Regions from separate parts of the Mus musculus genome. Here all the other regions are linked to region 4. Evidence: chromatin loops called from intact Hi-C (ENCODE). Cell type or tissue: heart. All regions are shown on one strand. Each heading gives the region's core, and the rest is flanking DNA. Links, peaks and the distances in the headings are about the cores only.

Region 1 (4,341 bases), core at 212-4,211, 320 kb before region 4:
ACGCCTACCTTCTTCATAAGTTATTGGCATTTCTTTAACAATGAAACCCCAGAAAGAAATCTGGGGAGGAAACTTGGTGTCGTGCCACCTGTGTTGGGAAGCCAGCCTCTGTCCCCACCATCCAGTATGGAAACACTGGTCCTTGCGGGCAGGCTGGCTGAAATTCAAAGCACTTTCTACTTTTAGCCAGTGTGGCTGTTAACAGTTGTCAATTGCAGGTCTTCAAGAGTTCCTGTGAAGAGATCCCTCTGTTGCCATAGCTTCACTTTCTCCTGTAGATCAAGATCCTAGAAACCAAGCTATAGCTTTATTATCGTCATGAGTACAGAGTTGGTACAGCAGAACAGGATGCCTGTCCCACGGTTACTTGCTCTCAAACACAGCCTTAGATCAAAGGGATGATTCTAGCTTTAGGAATCAAGGTAACAGGATGATGGGTCTCATGTCTTGAAGTCACTCATTAGAGCTGCCCAGCCACCTTATGGCAGCCTACACTCAGGACTGATCCTAGATCCACAGAAGACCCTGGTGGTTAACACACACACACACACACACACACACACACACACACACACACACACACAGCCCTCCACAGTTTAACAAGCTGGAATCAGGACCACTTAGACACTTACTTGTGGAGGGGCTGTGTACCCTGGGAAACATGAATCTCGGCTAGGAGAGAGAAGAGGCTGCTCACGGCCTCTCTGAAAGTCCCACCCTTGAGAAAATGGGCTTCTTCTAAAGGGCAGCAGATAAAATCATGTGAAATCATTCCGTTAATCGTCACATAGATGGTGGAATTGTTGTTTTAAAAGGGAAATGAATATCACAGAGGGCAAGGTGGGAATGGAGATAAAATACTGAGGGATGGTGGTGGTGGGGGCTTCTGAAGTATAACTGCATTGCAATTCTTACTCAGTGTTATTTATTATTCTTTATACAATAAATGTTTTATAAAAACCTTCATATTTTCTACATTCTGTACTTTGTGAAAAATATAGCAGTGTTAAGCTGGAGTGTGAAGTATTGAAAAGATGTTTTTGTTTCATGATGTATATTCTATTTGTTATAGTGTATAATTTGTGAAAATGTAATGTTAAAGATGAAATGTGAAGTCTTAAGATGTCCATTTGTTTCATACTGTCTTTTCCTTTGACAGGATGTTCATTTGCATGTGTTTGTGTATCCCTGCATGTGTTTGTGTGTCCCTGTGTGTGTGTGTGTCCATTGCTGAGCCTTCACACAAAAATGTAGCTACATGAAACATTTTCGTGAGCCATCTTTAAAACTTGCAGACAATTCCTTCACAGCCTGGAGAGAGCATCGGCAGCTCGGCTCACTGACCTGATTAGCTATCATTGCTATCCTGAAATTAAGAAGCCCCGACCGAGAGGACAGTGGCGGTCCTGCAGACCGTGGTCCCTGGAGGAGGACTGGCTGGGAGGAGGAGAGCCATTTAATGGTTGCTCTGTGCACATTTCCAATGTTTTCCCTGGAGAATTTTGCACTATTTGAACTTTTTTCACAGAACTGTGTCTCATCCTCCAATCGATGCTGCTTTCACCCCCATTATACCTCCAAAAGTTGTTTGTTAAGTTGGAAGATTTTTTTTTTTTTTTTTTTTTTGCCAGCAAGGGAGGGGTCGTGAGGGTTCAGAAACGTTGGCCGAGACTCTAAATTCTCTTGTTCCAGAGTTTCCTTTTGTGGAGAGCTCAGTCTTGGGCTGGTGACATTTGCCTACATTTTCCCTTGTGGAGCGAGTGTGTGTGTGTGTGTTTAGAATTCACTAATATTGAAATTGGAACATTACTCTTTTTGTTATGCAAGCAGCCGTGGAGTTAGTGTTATGAAAACATGTCTGCTCTGAAGTGGTGGATACGGAAGTGACAGGTACAATTTCAGTGACATCATTTCATGTAACCTAAAAATAGCTTTAGAAGGACCACTGGAAAGGTAATAATGACATTTTTGCTCTATATAATTGGGATCTGTTGGGAAGGGAGACATGTGCTGCTGTAAAAACAAAAACAACAAACCCCAAACCCCAACAAATAAAAATCTGTCTTTAATCCATAAAGGATTTTAATTTCCATTTCGAAGTGCATTTTATTTGCATTGGTTCCAATTTCCATCCCATCCTCTGGTGTTTCTCCTTTTTGCTAGATGTAATAGCCCACACATGCAAATTCTGATTTGACATCTAAGAGACGTTAATTGTATTTATTTTTGTTTATTCCTCTTGGCAGTTGTTCAAACTTATGATTCCTTGCAAAGTAACGATATAGAAAACATTATGAATAGTCTTGGTGGTTAGTTACTGTAGCTGATAATTTCGCTGGTAGTTTGGAGTCCTGGCTCAGCTCACAAGGCGTTCTTTGTTGTGGCAGGATTCATTTACTCAAATCTCCTCACATCTTTTGCTCTTTCTGGGGTTGGGTTGTGGAGGGGGCAGTTCTTTATGTCATAGTAGGAATGATTCAAACGGATTTCTAAAGTCAGCAACCACTCAGCCGCTCACGCAGAAAATGAAGTTGTTGAGAATTGATGTTTTAAATGGGCCCAGAGAATAAAGCTAGTCCGCAGGGACCAGGAAACCATGGTGTGCTTCACTAGGTCTGCCATAGGGTGGCGCTGCGAGGCCCGGATTCAACAGCTCCAGCTACAAGAATCTTATTCTCAGGCTCTTTCTCACTGTACATGTAAAATATTTACATTAAAAAACGTCCGGCCGACAGCACTGATGAAAATAACGAAGTAATTAAAAGTCGGTTGGGTACTTGTATTCTTAGCTATCTCAAGTATGTTTATACAGGTGACAGAAATAAAGGTTTAGGACTAAAGGAGTGGTAAGGCTGTCGCAATTTCAGTTAGAATTAATTTTTTTTCCTGAAATTTTTTTGTAGTAAATTAAAAAAATCTGTACAAATTTGAACTTTCAAGGAGTCCGTTTCATCTCTATACTTTTAAAAGATATAAAACCTCATGCACACAAGTAGGATCGCACTTTCTCTGCCTGACGTTACTCATCTTTTCTCTTGACTTACATATCACACAGATCGGGATGCTGGCCCCAATCATTGAATACGCGGAGAAAGCCCGAGTGTTGATTGCTCTGGTCATAAGTTCTTTAATAATCTGCTCATTAATTACTGTGCATGCTATTCTCTATGACTCTAAGAGCCTGTTAGAAGTAAAATGTCATGATGAGCTAGCTACCCACGGTAGTTTTGTTAACCAACTAAACTTCTAAAGATATAAAAATATTTTAACCCTAACTATAAAATGTTTTAAAAATATTCCCTATGTATAAATAGATAAATATCAGATATGATATAAAACTAATTGGACACAATCATCATTTTTTCATGTTCAGATTTTAAACTCACTAGAAAGTATAAATATATCAGCTCTACTTGAATTAATTTTGTATTTCTAAAAATATATGATGTAATTCTAGGACTCTTTAATAATACTTTAATATCAGCAGATATAAGATGCTAAATCTAATGTTTAAATATTGAAAAATGTTATTTTCTACAGAAGTATATACATGCTAAAAGAAAATCAAGTACTCTTATAGGAAAAAACCTCTTACATGCCTGATTCTGAGAAAGGGCCCTTGTTGTTGAGATGACTACATACATTTAATATCATATATTGGAAATGAGTTCCTGATGCAACATCTGCTAAGTACAGAAAGTATTTGTCTATAATTTCAAAATAATGAATGAAAGCCAGAGGGTCTGATGGGTTTCATTTGAACATAGAATTAAGCAAGGGTGTCTACTTTCAAATTCTCTTTTTATAAGTGTGTATGGACTTTTTCCTAGAAAATCAAACTTGGTCCCCCTTTGATTTTCTGTTTCCACACCATGGTTATGTGAACAAAAAAACTTTTCCATATATACAGTCAGTGAGGAAGTCAAAGTTAACTTTCACAGCGCAAAGTTGAATTTTCATGGGTAGGCTGCGGAAACTAAAAAGTACAACATAAAGCATGTATCACAGATGTTGACGGCTATTTTCACTGAGCCAAATTTCATGCTGCTTCAATAACTTCTAAGGCATCGAGAAAATGATTTGGAAAGCCAGAATAGAAGGTTTACACTTCAAAAAACATATTGATTCAGTAAAGCCATTTTAAGGTACTCCACATTAAAGAGAACAATACCCACTTAAGGGGCAAATCTCTGTCCTTGAACAACAAAGGCAAGAAGAGATGTGTGTTCCCAGGGCTTTCCTTTCCCTAACAGCAGAGGCACGCAAGGGAGCAGTAGTTTTATTCCGTGCCCAGGCCAGGGTTGGCATGGTGGCTTGGAAGGCTTTATGCGCTGAACTGGG
Region 2 (4,341 bases), core at 134-4,133, 110 kb after region 4:
AATTTATGGATGTCATCAACTCTAAGTTTGTGTCAGCCTTTGGCCAAGTCCTAAGCAATAGCTGGAAGTCTGACTCATGAGTGATGTTAGGAAGACTTTGTATCTGGCTGTAAATTGCAAACTGTGGCTTGCTGTCATATGCTATTGCGCAATCACTGTGATCCATTTAAAAATATTTATAATAGCTATTGGTTGTGTTTTATGAAGCAGGGTCTCACTGTGTAGTTCTGACTTTTTGTGTAACTCACTGTGTAGACTAGGCTGGCCTTAAACTCAAAGAGATGCACCTGCCTCTGCTTCCTGAGTGTCAGAATAAAAGGCATTTTGGACTATGCCTGGATTTTTGTTAAATATTTCAAACAATGATGTCCCTGCAAATAACTTTTATGAGCATGAAGTTGAATGAAACACAGCATTCAAAACATTGACCAGTGGCACAAATATGCAACAAGTACTAAGTATTTGCATTATTTCTTATTAATAAAACTGGCTTTTAAAAAAGACATGGCAAAAATTAATGTCAACCATTTTATGTCTTCAAAACAAAAACAGTCAACCATTTTTGACAATTTTTAATTGTCAATTGATAATGTACCTTATCATTTCAGAAATAAATCGTTAACAGAAAAATCTTTTGTAACTGTTAGCAAAAAAAACTAGTGCCCATAAATGCCTCTTTATCACAAACTGTGGCAGAGAAAGAAGTATCGTGAACATGTATGTTCAACTGATTTGCAGAAGTGGTCTGTTATCTGTTGCTTGTTCACAAGCTTTAATACTACCCACAAGTAAGAGAATTCAAGCATAAAATTCATTAATTTTAAACTATATAGTAATTTGACCAAAGAACTCTCTGCTTCTCATGTTATAAGACGTCTGGTGATAAGCCGTCCTGGGCTGAGGTAGGGGCTCCCAGGGCAGTGAGGACCTCAGCTTCTTATCTTCATTCTCATATACATAGCATATAATTTTCATCCTCTTGCTTGCACTGTGGTTACTTTGCATTCAGCATCATGTTGAAGTCCCAGACAGGAAGGTCATGTCTATAGGACCCAAACTCTACTAAAACAGTTGAAAGCTTTAGCTTCTGTTTTCTTTTAAGTTGGAGTGTGTCACGTAACCTATCATTGTCAGGGCACCTGAGAAGATAGTATCCAGGCCTCTCCTCTTCCTGAACAAACAATGCCATCCATTGTCAAGGAAGAAGGAGAGAAAGAACTTGTTTGCCCATTGTCTCAGTCACACTTGTCAAGAGCCCAGTCCCTAAGAGCTAATCAAACTCCACTCTAGCAAAACTTGTCAGGTTCTTTCATTATTTGAATGCCTGTATCGTCAACCTTATTTTCTTTATTACCTCCACAATTTCTCAGGCATCAAGGGGTCACACAGTGCAAGAGCATAGTTTACAAAATCTGAAGGTAAGTTCCTGGGTTCAAATCTCAGCCCTGTCTCTGACTCACTGTGTAACTTTGGGCAAGTTTTTTTTTCTTTATAGGCCTCATTTCCTCGGCTATAAATTTGATGTATTACAAATGTCAACTCAAGGAAACACAAGAACGGAATTAACTGGTTTATATAAAGCTCATGGGAAGTTTCTAAAACTTAACATTAAATATATATATATATATATATATTAGGTAAAGATCTCTAGGTGCGCTGTGATTTTGGTATTAGTATGAATTAGTTACCTTTTTGCTGTAACAGAGTGTCTGACAGAAGTCAAAGAAAGAAAGACCGGGGAGGGATGGTGTTACAGTTTAAGGATTCTGGCTCACAGTTTAAGGATGTAGTTCATCATGGCTCAGAAGGTATGGCAGTAAGAATATGGGGCAGTTGGTCACATTACATCCAGAGTCAGGAGGCAGAAAATGACAAATGCTGATAGGCCCCTCACTTCCTTTTATTCATTTACCCTGAGGCTCTCTCAGAGACATGCTGAGAAATTTGTCTCCTAGGTGATCCTAGAATCTGCCAAGTTGTTCATGTCACTTGTAATGCTTAAAAAATCAATAACCCATAAGTGTATACAACGTAAAGAATCAATTACTGTCATTTCATTCCATGAGCTTTGAAAGTTTTGCATACTTACCAAAATACCACCCTTAACGAGATATTCTACTATCTGTATAGATTCCTGAACACTCCTTCCTGGCCATCCTCTTCTGTCCTAGAGAGATCTATTGTCTGACTCTATCCCCAAATATTTATTTGAAGCTCCTGGGTTTCAGGTTAAAACAACTACATAGTACACGTGACTCTGTCTGGCACTGGAAACTCAACACCGTTCTTGAGAGCCATCAGATGGTCATGAACACAGGTGATTCACTCCTTCTTATTATCACCGAGTGTTCTCCTGGGGTCACAGTGTGTCTCTGTTATCCTCCTGCTGATGGAAATTCTGGTGATTTCCCACTTCTGGCAAGTCTAAACACAGTTGACAGAAACAGATTCTGTAAATCTGTTCATGGACATGCACCTTCATTTTTTTTTCTTGTATAAATACCCAGGAGTCGAATTGGTTGATGATAGGGTGAATGTAAGTCTAAATTTCCAGAAAACTCTCCAACAGTTCTCCTAAGCAATGTTGCTATTTTATAGGTCTACACACATAATACAAGAGCTCTGGTCTTTTTAGCATCCCCACGAATGCTTGGCTCTGTCAGTCTTATATTTTAACCATTCTCATGAGTGTGAAATGGTATTTATGAAAGAAATTGAAACTGTCATTTAAAACACTGAGTTTGAATGATTTTAATGATTCTTTCGAGCACAGACATAATTCTTTGACGTCGAGGAAAGTTGAAATTGAGAGAACGCTTCCAGGCAGATCTAGAATCAGTTTCTCAACAGATTCCCAACATTCCTCCCTTGCACCCAGCCCAGAGCATCTAGCATCACCCGCTGTGGAGACAAAGGTGATCCTGGGGCTTTCATGGGTCACAGGTAGGTTTTCCTGCTTGAATTCATATTCAACACGTCTTAATTCCCATGTCCTGTGTCCAGCTTCCTCCATTTTATTGATACCATCCACATCCCATTTCCTCCTCTTTCTGAATGTGTCTTTAAAAGAAATCCCTTTACTGTTGTTATTGCTGGGTTTTCAGGGGTTGGGGTGGTGAAACTAGATATAGCAGTTCAACTCCTTCTCCCTGTTCACTGCAGCCTCTTGAAAGCCTGAGCTGTGGTCAGCTAGGCCATAGAGGAGGAAGCTGGGAATGCAGTTTCCAGGACACAGCTGGCTTCTCTCTTCTCTAACCACTAATAAGTGGTGTGAGTTAGGGAAGTTACTTTGCATCTGGTGTTTCTGATTTCTTCAGAAGGACCAGGTAGAGTTAAAAGGATTATCGAACACATATCATATCTAATGTGTCCTGACCAATAAAGAGGCAGAGGCTCGTAGCCAACCATCGGACTGAGCACAGGAACCCCAATGAAGGAGTGAGGGGAAGGACTGAAGGAGCTGAAGGGGTTTTATCTGGCATTAATGGGAGAAGAGGCTCAATACCCCAGTGTAGAGGAATGCTAGGGCAGTGAATCAGGAGTGGGTAGGTGGGTAGGGGAGAACCATCATAGGGGGGAATGGGATAGGTTGTTTGCAGAGGGGAAACTGGGAAAGCGGATAACATTTGAAACGTAAATCAAATAAATAAATAAGTTCTAGATCTATATCTTTATTGCTAATACTGGAGCCTGTAGGATGAGAAGCAGACTTTCTTCAGAAGGCACATAGTGGCATTAGTGAATATAGCCAAATAGAAATTTTACTGCCTTACAAGGTGCTCACAGGTCAATGTATAGACCCACATAGCATTTCAGAAATGGTGCCATTAACTTTGTTTTTACTTGTTTGACCCAAATTTACGTTGATATTTGTGATGCTTACACATAAATATTTATCTAATATCTCAGAGTAAAAATATTCAAAAGGGGAGACCAGAAAGACAGCTTTGGATAAAAGCACTGGTCCATAGGCTTGATGTTGTGAGTCTGAGCTCTGGAACCGCATGGTGGAGGAACAGAACTGACTCCTCTAACCTCAGCACACATGTGTGTATGTGCCTGTGTATGTGCATATCTGTGCATGCATGCTCACATGTGTGTGTGTATGTGTGTGTGTATGTGTAAAATAAAACTATTTGAAAAGGGTAGATTCGCTTTAAGAAAACATAATGCTCTAGGATCTTTTTATGCTTTAGCATAATTATGTGAAGACAAATAAATGGGATTTTCATCCTTAAAACGGGCAGAGTAGTGCATATTTCAGAGCAGTTAATACAGAGAAATATTTTCTCCGAAGTAAATGACTCCCAAGCATCCTGAAACAGGAAAGACTGTGAAACA
Region 3 (4,341 bases), core at 176-4,175, 100 kb after region 4:
CAAAGTCATTCAGCTTGGGCTCAGGTCGTGGCTTTGCACTGGATTCCTTCACCATGATTTGTGCTTTAATTTCCGTGTCTCTTAAGGGATAATAAAACCTATTTTAATGATCATTGTTCAACTTAAATGGAATAATGAAATAGTACATGATTAATACAAATACACAGTATAGCTAGTTTAATCTGAAAGCCTAAAGATACATTAGGTTTCATAATTAGCTATTTGTGGAATTGTATAACTTTCTTAGTTCCCAGAAACTTTTGAATCCCCTCTGTGATATTTCAATGCTTTAATATAGTCTCATGAATGCAAATGGAGATCATATTTTATACTTACCTAACAACCTACTTGAGCCTGAAAAGAACATAAGAAATTAGATCTTAATACACACAAGGGTTGAGGAAGTTAAGATCTACACATGGGAGAACCAACGTGGACTGTTACATGCCACATGAACATCAACTCAAAGTGGATGATATGTAAAACCTGAAGCTATAGGGCTACTACAGAAAAGATATTAAAAAGAACAAGGTCTCAGCATTCTTTGAGACCAGTGGTTCTCAACCGTTCTAATGCTGCAGCCCCTTTTAACAGAGTTCCTCAGGTTGTGCTGACACCCAAGCATAAAATGACTGTCATTACTACTTCATAAATGTAATTTGGCTACTGTTATGAATCATAATGTGAACATTTTTAGGAGACAGAGGTTTGCCAAAGGGGTTGCAACCCACAGGTTGAGAACGGCTGCTCTAAACAATGCTGTGAGACCAACAGAAGCTCATAGGAAGGTTAGCAGGATTGGAGAGGTTTTGATACAAAGATACAACATTTCTGTTAGAGGGGAGAAGGCAACTAAGGAGATCTGTTGTACAGCAGATGCCCATAGTAATGTTTATTTGAAAAAATTTTAAAGAAAGGATATTAAATGTGTGTGTGTGTGTGTGTGTGTGTGGTGAGTGCACACAAGTGTTAGTACCTGTGACCGTGTGTTCAGATCAAAGGCAAACGCTGGGTATATCTATATCAGTCTCCATCTTATTCCTGTAAGAGCATCTCTCAGTGAATCAGGAGGTAGGCTGGTGGTCAGCCACCTTCATCAAACCTCTTGTCTATTCTCCCCAGGACTAGGGTTACAGGCAAACTTCCATGCCCAGCTTTTTATAGGCCCCGTGATCTGAATCCAAGAATCTATGCATTAAAAACAAAACGCCAAAAACAGCCAGCAAGAAATTTTAAAATTATGAGCCAGATTTTAAGCATTTTAACCATCAAAGAAAATATTTGAGGGTCGAGAGAGATGGCTCCATGATTAATAGCACTGGCCGTTCTTCCAGAGGACCTGAGTTTGATTCCCAGCTCTGGCACCTCACAATCATCTATAACTCCAGTTTCAGCAATTAGACTCCCTCTTTTGTCCTCCATGGGCACCAGGCATGCATGTGGTGCACAGATATACATGCAATCAAAACAATCAAATATATGAAATAAAATAAAATAAAATAAAAACCAAAAAAACAAGTTACTTGAGTGTTGATTCAGTCAGTATCTTGATACGAACAGTTGAAAAAGTATACCTATATCAAAACATCACATTTCAGGTTGTAAATACAGTTTCATTTGAACATACATACTATGCTATAATAAAGTTGAATAGGGAGAGAAATGTTATAGATTTTTAATATGTCTCTATGATTCTTCAGGTTTTAAGAGATTCTTCATAGTTCTTGGGGAAACTTTCTTCTTCCTATTTTCCAGTTTTTGTTTGGTGAATCTATGTAACTGGGGGGGGGGGGCATATAATAACTACAATTCAATTCAGCCTTAGTGATGGCTTTCAAATCCTGCTACCACAAGGGGATTAAACTCTCAAAATCCTCTTCAAAAGTCAAAAGGTTGCCAGTCTTATCTATTAAACCCTCATGTAAATCCAGGTTCAGAAAAACATTTTGCCATTTTGAAATTAGAAGTCACCCAAGTCCCGAAATCCTAGAGCAAACCATACATATTGTGTCCTCTTCGTTTCCCCAGATAGGTTTTATCCTTTGTGTTTCCTCCATTTCATTTTGTACCAGCAGCCATGGGATTTCTGCCAGAAATGAACTCAGCCACTTCCCTGGGAATGTTGTCCGGTTGCTAATTTCAGTGCCGGAACTGTGTTCCCGTGCATTCTGGCCTGTTTCCATGCATGCCTCCACTGGAGGAAAGGCTCTGACAGTTCTGAGGATAATGGTAAACACATGTAGCCAATACTGCTCAAGTCCTTCAGAGCCAGAAAGCATTAGTAGGTACTTCAGTCGCTGGCAACAGAAAATCAATGTAAGGGACTCACTCCATCAGGCACCCAGGAAAAAAACACATGGGGATACCCAGTGCACAAGACGGACTTTTCTTCTTTCATTTTTCCTTCCTTCCTTCCTTCCTTCCTTCCTTCCTTCCTTCCTTCCTTCCTTCCTTCCTCCCTCCCTCCCTCCCTCCCTTCCTTCCTTCCTTCCTTCCTTTCTTCCTTCCTTCCTTCCTTCATCATTGAGTAGTTGTAAATGTAAATCAGAGTATTATAGCAACCTATTCCAAACTTTAAAACTGCAGGGGAAGAATCCGAATTGAGAGACAAGAATGTTTCAACTTGTTTATTTTGGAGAATACTCCCATTTCAAGTGAGGCCTCATGATGCTTAAGTGTGCATGAGGACTTAGACTTCCCTGAGTACCCAGGGGACAAATTACACATGATGTCATTGCCTGGGAGATTTCTCAAACTACCAAATTCATCAGTCATGCTGTCAATGTTAAGGAGATAGAAAAGAAAGAAAAAAAACTTAAAGATATATTATCACTGTATGGGAATAAATACTGGTTTCTCATTGGAGGCATTTCTTCAATATCGTTTAATTCCAGAGAAATTTAAGAAAGCTCTCTTAACACAGTGGAATTCCCAGCAGGTCTGCTCCTGTTACCATTATTTCAAGAATGGTAAAGATATTACAACCCAATGGAAAATAAGGATAAAATGAAGAATACTGTGAGTAGTACTTTATTTGCTACATAATTTGAGCTATCTGATTATTATTCTTATTCTGTATTATATTTTGATGATTACAGGAAAGGATTTCCTTCTAAACATATTGCACCTGGGTTGTTATCTAGGCTATTAAATTAATACAGGAATTCTCAGCCTCCTTTGCATTTCTTCTGGACCATCCAGTTCAATAGCAGTCTCCTCATTTACCGAGACAACGATCCTTCTTCATCCCTTACATTCTGTTTTTGTTCCTCTGCTCTCTTGTTGATCAGAATTCCTTAACCAGAGTTGAGGAAGCTTTCTTGTATGGTATCTTCAAGATAGACTAATATGTGTCGACTCCTAAACAGAGACTTACCCATCCCAGACTCAGAACAAAACTGCAGAGACTCACTGTAAAGAAATTCAAAGAGGTATTGCTTAGATCAAGGTGAATTTTACTTGACTACAATTCAATGTGATATCAAAGTTATCTGCTGCCTTATTCACTGCAGGCTAGCTTAGTGTAAATAAAGAGACCAACACCACTGGGTCTATTAAATCGATGATACAAATGAGCCAAAGCATGACTGGAATTCCAAAGTCAAACAAATTCTCCACATTCACAAATGGGCTGGCGAGCAAGCTTTAGAGACACACTGTCATTGCCCAACAGATACTTATATCCAGCTTCCCCAGTGTCTCACCACTGCCATTGAGGATCGGATAGAGGCTGTTGGGGTAGGAGGGCTAGCTGCACTGAGGACTTAACAGCACCTCTTGCTATCATTCAAGTGGATAACCGCAATACTTGCAGGCGTTGCCATCTGTTCCTGGGAGATAGGTTACAAAGCTGGCTATAGCTGCAAAACACCAAATCTGTCTTTTGTGACCTGGGCCCTGGCCTTCTCCAAACTGTGAGGGTGGAGGCTCAAATGCTTGACTGTTGGAAGAGGAAAGGAAGACTGTGGACTATGTCCTGTTGGTCATTCTCAAAACAAATATCAAGTAAACAACACACAGACACTTTGTGACCACAATGAAAATACATGCTTTGCCCAGAGTAGAAACATTCAGGAGATTATCTGAACCCACTAGTCTAATTATTGAACCCTGCATCTCTTTGAAGCTTTACATAAATAGACACTACTGTAGGTAGGACAATAGAAACTGCCCCAGAGTATTTTTTCTTGTCACAGAGCTGGACACCCTATAAGATAAATTGACCATGAGTTCATTACTCATATCATGGGTGAGGAAATGAAAAACAGAAATGTTAGGTGACTTCTCCAGATCAAATCTGGGCCTCTGTCTGCTAGAGAGTCAGTTAATGACTAATGGGAT
Region 4 (4,341 bases), core at 274-4,273:
ATTAAAAATTCAGCCCGGCTTTCTGAAGTCTGAGTTGCTTGGGTCAATATCTGCATTTCCTTTCATTTCTTCATCTCGGTTTCCATTCTTTCTGGTATTGGTGCCTCCCCTCCCTCCCCCCACTCCCACCACTGCTGAAGACATTCTGATTTACAGTTTGACTGAGAGCTGCATTTCTGTTTAGAAGGTGAAATGTCCAAGTCAGTTAGCCAAATTATTCCCCGACGGTTCCAATATTGCGCCAGAGTTCCAGAGTCAGTTATTTTTATGTCCGACTGTATTTCAAATGTGCGGGGTGATAAATAAAACCCGCCTCAAACTTCAAACTATCTCAACCTGATGAGGAACAATGACAAAAATTAACCCAGCCGAAGCGTCGGGTTCTCGTGAGCCTCTGGTTCATAAATCACGGTGCGTGTGGTGCGCCCACTTGCAGCCGCGCCTAGGCGCGCCTAGGCGGTGAGCGCGGCTCGGAAGCCGCGGCCCAAATAGGGATCGGACAGACGGGATGCAGAGTTCAAGTCATCCGTGGAAGGGGCGTGATGCGCGGGGGCCGGGAGGGAAGAAACTCCTGGCCACGCCTAAGCGACCCCTAACTAATTCGCCATTAACAGTTCTCCCAGGTGTTGTGTGTAAAACCGAAAAGGGGCTCGAAAGGGAGAGGAGAGGGAAGTGTTGAAGGAATGCAAGCCGAAGTTCTCCACCCATCCCTCTGCTGGCCTTGTCCCGTGAAAGGCAAATTCTTTTCTGCTCTTTCCAGTAAGCCCTTTTTGCAAAGCCGGGGGAGGCCTTCTGGGGAGCTGAGCTCGGTGCGGCCAATCCCTGAGCTGCCTGCTGGAGCCTCCACTCCTCAAAGCACACTTCCCAATCCAACAGCCAGACTTCCACTTAGCCCGCACCCCTTCTCCCAGAGCTGGAAGCTGACCTCTGGCCTCTGGGTGTTTGACCCGCTGGGACAGAGGGTGGTCCCGCCCCCTGGCCTTGAACCGCGCACCTGTTCGAGAGCCGGGCCCCGGAGCCCGAGAGGACCCCGTGGCTCTTGGAGGCCGCAGGGGGTCGCGGCCATCTCGGCGCCCGGCGTACAGTGTGCTCGGTGGGTATAGGCTTCCTCCTTCTGGGGTCTGTCACTAGCGCCCGTCTGTCCACGGAGCTCCAAAGCCAGCCCTGCGTTACACTTCCGAACGGGTCGGCGCTTCCCTAGCCCAATGGCAAGGGCGCACAGCTAACAGCGCAGGGCAAAACCATCAGGAAGATCTGGATCCGGAGAAGCGCGTCCCTTACGCTAAGAGGTGACGGTGACTTAGTAAACAGAGCCTTGGCTGGCGTGCAGTCAGTTGCGAATTCTAGGTCAACCTCAGTGACCTCGGGAAAGCGGGAAAAGAAACGCAGTGCAGGGGTAAAAGGAGGACTTGTTGAGCCTTTTGCACATTTGAACTAAGAATTCCCTAAAAATGAAAAATTGGTTCAAAATACTGAGTTGAAAACTCAACCTGTAAGAGAAGTGTCCCAGTGGTCGGGCCTGGCGACACGGGCACTGGTGAGCGGGCTGCTCTCTAGTGCTGCATGTCCACAGCTTCATCCGCGGAGGTCTGAGACTAAAACGGAAGAGCTTGGCCCTAGCTAGGCAGCTCCGGACCGGCATAGGCATTTAGTGCCGTTGCCCTCGCCTGCTTCACGCCGCCGCTCGGCCTGACACAAGCAGTAACACCTTGGCCTGTGGGCCTTAGCACAAAGCAAGGAATCCAGAGCGTTTCTGGATGGCGGGAGGGAATGGTGCCCTGTCCTTCGCGTGCTTCACGATTTAGGCAAGTGTTTATGGCAAGACCCAAAGGCATTCCAGCCACAACCCCTGCATCAGGCTGAATAATAATCCCAGCCTGGCTGGCGGGTTGGGCGGTGATGAGACAATATATCCAGGTGGGGGGTAGGGAGGTAAGGAAGTGGTGGCAGAAAGTCTGTCAACTATTCTGCTGGGTGGCTGTTTCCCACCCTCCTTGGCCTGGGGCAGCAGTGGCCTCTTCTCGCTGGAGTCCCCTACTATTCCCATTGCTGGCAGCTCGCGGGCCTGGCCTGAAAGCAGGGTCCGGGCCCAGGGCGCCCTCTGGGGACCGTTGGTGGCATAGCCATAAGCCCGACTGTTAAGGGAGCAGTTTTACCTGGGACTCCCTGCAGACCCAGGCTGTACCTGTGTCCAATTCTGGGTGGCAATCAGAACCCTTCACCTCGCAGCCGCTGCAGCCCTAGGACGCCCCAGAAATCCAAGCCCCGCTGCAAGGGAAGCTCTGTAGATGGATGCCTTTTGTTAGGATGGAGAAGGCCCCTAGTTCTCAGGACAGAGAAGGGCCTGCCCTTTCACTATTCTACCTGACCTCCATTAAGATAATACCCCCATATCTATCCCCCCCCTTTTTTTTTACAGAAATGTAAAAGCCATTGTTGAAATGGAAGCCTCCACATGGGCAGAGGAAGACGGTGGGAAATGAAAAAGGCAACCTGAGGGGGAACCTGGACAAATGTTAACAAGGATTCCTAACCCTGGTGTGAAGGCTAACCTCAGGATTAACTGAGCCTGACCAAGACCCAGTCCCCTCCAGCTGAGGGATCTTTCCCAGTGAAGTTCCCACTTCCCCACACAGTAAGCTGGAGAGAGCCCTTTGCCACACCTTCATTTTCATTTGCAACCCCCCAATGACCTTTTTGGTTTTCCCAGTAGTGAGGTTCTCTATCTCCCCCACCCTTTTTCTTCTTTTTCTATAGTCAGGACTTTATTACTAGGTCAACAGTGAAAAACTGTCTAGGTCCTGCATGATAACAACTAAGACAAGTGTAAAGTGACCTGTCTCCAGGGCGGTAACCTGCAGTTCCTATGGACTCTCCATTGCACAATTATTCCTGATAATATGTATGCTTTTTTTTTTTTAAGAATAAACCATCTCGGGGCAGTTACAGTTGCATTAGTGTATGTTGTGGAAATACGCTCGCATTTAGAGGACTTTATTAGAAACAGCTGGGACGTGAATGTTTCAAACCTGAGTCTCCTTACCCTCAATATCTACTTTCCATTCTGACTTCCCCGAGAGCATCCACATAATGCATGCTCTCTGTGTGTAATACAAGACACTTGTTTAATAAAGCGAACGATTGTCTGTGTCAGGGAGATTGGTCCTCTCTCCCTCTCTCAGCCCATGTGCAGAGCAGATCAAAGACCTAAACTACCTCTGTCTTTCTAAAGACAGCCAGATGGTGTCTTGATTTTTCTTCAGTTTTTTTTTAAAGCAATAGAATTCAAAGCACTAAAGAATCTGCATGGGTACAACAGATGAAAGCTCATCCCAGGTAAATTATTATTTTTTTTTTAATGTCACGCATGCTTTACTTTAGTCTGCTAAGGTTTGGGGATGCTTTGTGAGAGTACTTACAACAAGCATGTAAATGCTGTGTAAAAACTTAAGGCTGCATAAAATTGAAATCAGAATCCAGAGCCAAGATGAGAAGAAAACAAGAGCTCTGGTGTGCATGTGGGACAACACACAGTTTATTAAAGGAGAACTTGAAATTTGCCTCTGAGCTTCCTAGCAGCAAGGGAAAGAAGTAAAAAAGCATGATCCTCATTATACAAGGAAAAGTCGAATCATTTCTCTGTGGTAAGAGGTCCCTGTGTCGTTCCTGAATTGACCAGGATGATGAGGCCAGCAGTAGCAGCAGCAGCAGCAGCAGCAGCAGCAGCAGCAGCAGCGAGGGGGTGTCTTATATTCTGCTCCATTAGGGAATCACCTGCTCCTGTTTCACCCAACAAATTCCTGGGCTGTGGTTTTACTTCACTGCACAGAAGTCAAAGGTGCAGCTCTATAGGGATGCAGTTTATCTAGAGACCTTAGGAACCAGTCTTGAATTCAGCACTGGCTTCTTAGGGTTTAAACAGAATACAGGCTACAAGCCCTGGCAAAGTGCTTAATCTTCCTCCCTCCCTTGCTGCCTCCTTCCCTCCCACCAGATTCTCTTTACAATATGGAGGCATTTTGTTTATAGAAAGGACATTCCAGAGACTGATACCTAAAGACTCTCCAACAGGATCTTCTCTGTAGCCCAGGCTGCCCTCAAACTCAGTTTAGCTTCCCAGCAAGCTTGGACAATCACACCTTGCCTAAGAAACTTCAGAAGCATGGGCTTGTCCCTGCCCTGCCCTTTTGACTGTCCTCAGTGTCCCTCAACTCTGTCACTTGCCAGTTTTCATTCTGGCAGCTTCAGAAGGGCATTTCTATATCTGTGCTCCAGAGAAAATAAGAACAAAATTTGGTCTCCAAGGCTTGTCAGTACAGAGGCTGAAGACCTCTGTGTGGC
Region 5 (4,341 bases), core at 163-4,162, 350 kb after region 4:
AAAAGTTATCACTAAACCAGAGATAATATCATAAGGTGATTTCTTTAGGGTTTTCCACACCTAAATTAAACTGATGGCATGGCCTATAAATATAGTGATAAAGGAGAAATAAATGTTATGGCTCACAGGGAGTCTGTATTTGTGGCTCCCCACTCACACAAGGGATATATTTGGAGAGAAGATGTGGCATGAAAGAGGCCTCTGGAAGACACAGAGCCCACCCAGAGTCCCAGGTCACAGAGCCCACTCAGCATCCCCTGAAGACACAAGGGTAGCCCCGCTTAAACAGTTTTCCATGCTCTGGGCCCTGAATTCAAATCTAACACTGAATGCAGGCAGGCTCATTGCTACCAACATCAATGATTCTAAGTCACCGGATCACTAAAGCCAAGGGGTGTCAGAAGCCGAAGGGGAAAGAAGGGAGTCGGAGTCACCTTATATAGTCTTAGCCCTGACCTGTCTTGACTCCTGACTGGAATCTTCATCGTGCATCACTGTCAATACCTGAGAAACACCTACCTCCATGCCTCATGATCAGGTGATTGTTTGCATATACCTCCCACATCTACAGAAAGCACCTGTAGCCTCAGTATACTTAAGAAGGATTAGAGCACTTATGTGCCTCTCTTAGAATTTTCTGAGCATTTAATGAAAGCTATTTTAGTAAGGCAGACATTTAAGATCACTGACATGTGACACAAATTCCCCTGACTTTAATTATTCTAGCCCCATGACAGCACACACTGCTTATGATTTGAACCAATTTGGCAAAGGGGTTGCTGTCACCTTGCTGTTCTTCTCTCAGAGTACTCTTTACATTTGCCAGCATCTCGCCTCCTGGGACATCTCTATGCTGCCTTATGTCCAGTGAGTTGGCTTGACCGTGGCGTTCCCCTCTGTGAAGTCGCATGGAAGGAAGGGTCTTAACTTATTGCCTACTACATACGTCTATTGTGACCAGCTGACAGAGTAACTGAATAACAGAAAAACCATCTGTAATTAGAAACCATGCAATAGCTTACTAGAGATGCTGTTTTATAGGTTTCCAAGGTTAAGTGAAAACGCCCCTGCCAGATGCTTCCTCCAATCACTTACTTGGAATTTTTGAGGTTGGAGTTGACTTTTGGATGGCGTCCATCTTGTTTTCTCAAATGCTTGCTCTACCCCAAGTTTCTGTCACCAGCTGCGCGATGGTGCCAAACATAAAGAGCATTGATTTTTTTCACATCCGTCTCCGCCACACTTAATCTCCACACCAGCCAGATGTGCTGGACTCTGCTCCTTGTTAACTATGCAAACATAGGCCATCACTGGGATAATCTGCTCCCTGATACATGTTTCTTCTAACCTGTCAGATTCTCCTTTTTCTGAATATGTGTATCATGTAGCCAATAAATAAATAAATAAATAAATAAATAAATAAATAAATAAATAAATAGAATAAAAAAGATTGAGTAAGAACCCTTACCCCTTAACCCAAAAGCCAATACTTACTGCTAAGCAGGAAGAAGTTAAACTAAAACTAAAATTTTTGGTCAGAGTTCATTTCCAACACTCTTGGGACTTTCTAAAGGAAACTCCACTCTAACCTTAGCTGTCAGCACATCAACAAAACGGTTTCCAAACTCCAAGAGAGTTTTTTTCAGAGCCTCCAGAGAACACTTAGGAGCCAGGCTCTCTCCATGTCAGCTTCCTCTGTCCGCTGGCCCTATGCTCAGGCCACTGTCCTCTGATGTCTACTGTTCTCCATCCTGGTTGTTCTCCTTCAGTCGGGATCCTGATCTCTCATTCCCCTTCTCTCTTCTCAAGCAAGTCTACCTCCAACTACTATCTGACTACTCAGCCCCAACTCCTTGTCCCAAGCAGTTTATTTTTTCCCCTTGTGACTTTAAAAAACAAGGGTCCCATTTGGAATTTAAAAAATAAAACACAAATGTTGAAATAGGGCTCAAACTCCTGACATGAGACTATGGACAATAAAGGCTAATTTGTTTATCACCTAATATGCCCCAGGCACTTGAGAAGCTCCGTGTAGTGTAACTGCCTCAGCAAGCACCAGGTCAAGGAGTTGAGGCTGATAGGAATCTTCCCAGTGTAATATGGGCAGCAAGCAACAAGTATATGCAGAGCCAGAAGCATCAGATTTCAGGGTCTATATTTTTAATTCATTCACTAAAATAATTCCTCACATTTGTTTCAGAAATACTGAAACTTCTCATAGAACAAACAAAGCAAATTAATAACAATTCATTAATACCTGATATTTTTTATGAAGCAAAGACAATGAGGCAATCTCAAATGGGAACCCTCATCTTTTATTTTTATTTTGCTAAAATACACACAGCATAAAACATACTATGTCTAACGTTTAAAAGTGACTACTTTTAAAACCACAATCTATGTTACTTATTTCATTGTATAATCTCTCCAAATCGCTTGTCCTGCACATGTAAAACTCCATCAATTTAAATGAAATAATCTTGTTCCTTTTCCTCTACTCTTGGAAATCCCTTCTTTGTGTCTTCCTGTCTTTCTTCCTGTCTTCCTTCCTTCCTTCCTTCCTTCCTTCCTTTCTTTCTTTCTTTCTTTCTTTCTTTCTTTCTTTCTTTCTTTCTTTCTCTTTCTTTCCTTCTTTCTTTCTTTTTCTTCTTTCTTTTCTAGTTTTTAATTGAAAGTATATTTTCTTCATATAATATATTCTACTTATGGTTCCCTCTCCCCAAGCTCCTCCCAGTTCCTTCTCACCTTCCCTCCCATCTGAATCCATATAATTTCTCTCCTTAGGAAACAGGCATCTAAAGAATGATAAGATAATCTAGAACAAATAAACGGAAGTAGGACTTAACAAACAAATAAACAAAAGGAAAAGAGTGATTAAAAAAAAGAGAAACATATAGACACAGACACATGTCTTTGTACACACATGTCTCCCATAAAAACACAAAACTGGAAGCCTATATATCATATATATATTATATATACATATATATTATAGATACACACATTTATACATATATGTTTGTGTGTATGTGTATATATGTGTGTATGTGTGTGTGTGTGTATATATATATATATATATATATATATATATTTATAACCTATAAGGTTAAAAATCATTTTAAAACCCTGACAAAACATTATGAGACAAAGAACCCCCAAAGATGTCACTGGATTCATGCTGCATTGGCCATCTACTGCTGGGCATGTGTCCTGCCCTTAAGAGTGGTTTGTAACCCCAGTGAGACTCTGTTGGAGAGAAATAATTTTTATTCGAGAATGTTTATCAATTGGATATGGCTTCTGGATTAGAGATTGAGGTTTGTATCCAGTTCCCCTCTCAGCACTGGGGTCCCATCTGGCTTAAACTCATTGGACATGTGCATGCTGCCATAGCCTCTGTGAGTTAGTATGTTTGTCGATCTGGTCCTGTTGATTTAGAGGGCTTTGTTTCCTTGGTGTCCTCCATCCTCTCTCGCTCTTACAATCTTTCCACCTTCTCTTCCACAGGATTCCCTGAGCCCTGAGGAGAGCAATTTGATGGGATATACCATTTGGAGTGAGTGTTCTGAGGTCCCGCACTCTCTGCACATTGTCCAGCTGTGGGTCTCTGTATTCCAATCTATTGCAGGAGGAAGCTTCTCTGATGATGGCTGAGCAAGGCACTGACCTAAGTATAGCAGAATGCTTTTAGGAATCATTTTATGGCCATGTTCCTTTAGCAAAACAGTAGCGTTTTCCCCTAGGTTCCTGATATATCTGGTCTCGAGTTCTTAGTCACCCAAGCTGTGTCAGGGATGGTTTTCATCTCATGGAGTGGACTTTAAAACCAATTGTTTGGTTACCCCAAATGCTTTGTGCCACTAGTGCACTAGTGCATCTTGCAGGCAGGTTATCATTGTAGAGCAAACAGTTTGTAGCTAGGTAGGTGTTTATCATTTCCTTCAGTAGTGGACCATGAACACTAGTCCATAGGAGTATAGGCCCCAGGTAGGAAATAGCTCAATTTCTCCATGTTAAAGGACTTGTGTAGATGTTATCTTCAGCAATAGGGCTTTACTGTTAGCTTTTAGAGAGCAGACAATGGCCTTGGCAATAGCTTGGGGCTTACAGGAGCAGAGGACCCCTTTTCTTAAAGTCCCTTGGTCATCTTGGAACTTGGTCCTATAGACAATCTCTCTCCCCTGTCCATATTCTAGCTCTTGCCACATGCCCCATGATTGCAAAATTCTGCTCCATAAAATGCTTCCAGAGCACACGGGTTCCTCCTCAAGGAATGCCTATGCATGAGTTTATTAATAAGATCAACCTGAATCAATTTGGAATCTTTGGGTCTGCTACTAC

What was found. A loop is a pair of places that touch in the nucleus more often than their neighbours do. Peaks named below come from ENCODE experiments on the same cell type or tissue, not always from the same donor. Only the 100,000 strongest peaks of a DNase experiment are listed, where the experiment ranks them.
Region 1: it touches region 4 in a loop (2.9-fold over the local background); 11 of 42 quality-filtered maps call a loop at or near these places.
Region 2: it touches region 4 in a loop (2.4-fold over the local background); 5 of 42 quality-filtered maps call a loop at or near these places.
Region 3: it touches region 4 in a loop (2.9-fold over the local background); 5 of 42 quality-filtered maps call a loop at or near these places.
Region 5: it touches region 4 in a loop (3-fold over the local background); 8 of 42 quality-filtered maps call a loop at or near these places.

Annotation. Positions count from the first base shown.
Region 1 is chr9:87,416,972-87,421,312 of GRCm38, forward strand. No RefSeq gene overlaps it. Among named protein-coding and RNA genes, the nearest start is that of Cep162, 160 kb to the left of the region's middle. In heart, for the core only: a CTCF peak has its summit at 2,621; no DNase peak of the experiment used is centred there.
Region 2 is chr9:87,850,226-87,854,566 of GRCm38, forward strand. No RefSeq gene overlaps it. Among named protein-coding and RNA genes, the nearest start is that of Gm25528, 36 kb to the right of the region's middle. In heart, for the core only: no CTCF peak of the experiment used is centred there; no DNase peak of the experiment used is centred there; H3K27me3 peaks cover 2,860 bases.
Region 3 is chr9:87,841,940-87,846,280 of GRCm38, forward strand. No RefSeq gene overlaps it. Among named protein-coding and RNA genes, the nearest start is that of Gm25528, 44 kb to the right of the region's middle. In heart, for the core only: no CTCF peak of the experiment used is centred there; a DNase peak (open chromatin) is centred at 2,152; H3K27me3 peaks cover 2,559 bases.
Region 4 is chr9:87,738,765-87,743,105 of GRCm38, forward strand. It overlaps Gm36767 (a long non-coding RNA gene), which reads left to right and starts at 620. Exons shown (of 3, transcript XR_379684.3): 1 at 620-1,093; 2 at 2,420-3,336. In heart, for the core only: a CTCF peak has its summit at 2,112 (motif pointing left); DNase peaks (open chromatin) are centred at 957 and 2,077; H3K4me3 peaks cover 1,847 bases; H3K27ac peaks cover 1,294 bases; H3K27me3 peaks cover 3,196 bases.
Region 5 is chr9:88,084,442-88,088,782 of GRCm38, forward strand. No RefSeq gene overlaps it. Among named protein-coding and RNA genes, the nearest start is that of Gm23176, 65 kb to the left of the region's middle. In heart, for the core only: no CTCF peak of the experiment used is centred there; DNase peaks (open chromatin) are centred at 1,150 and 1,680; H3K27me3 peaks cover 1,972 bases.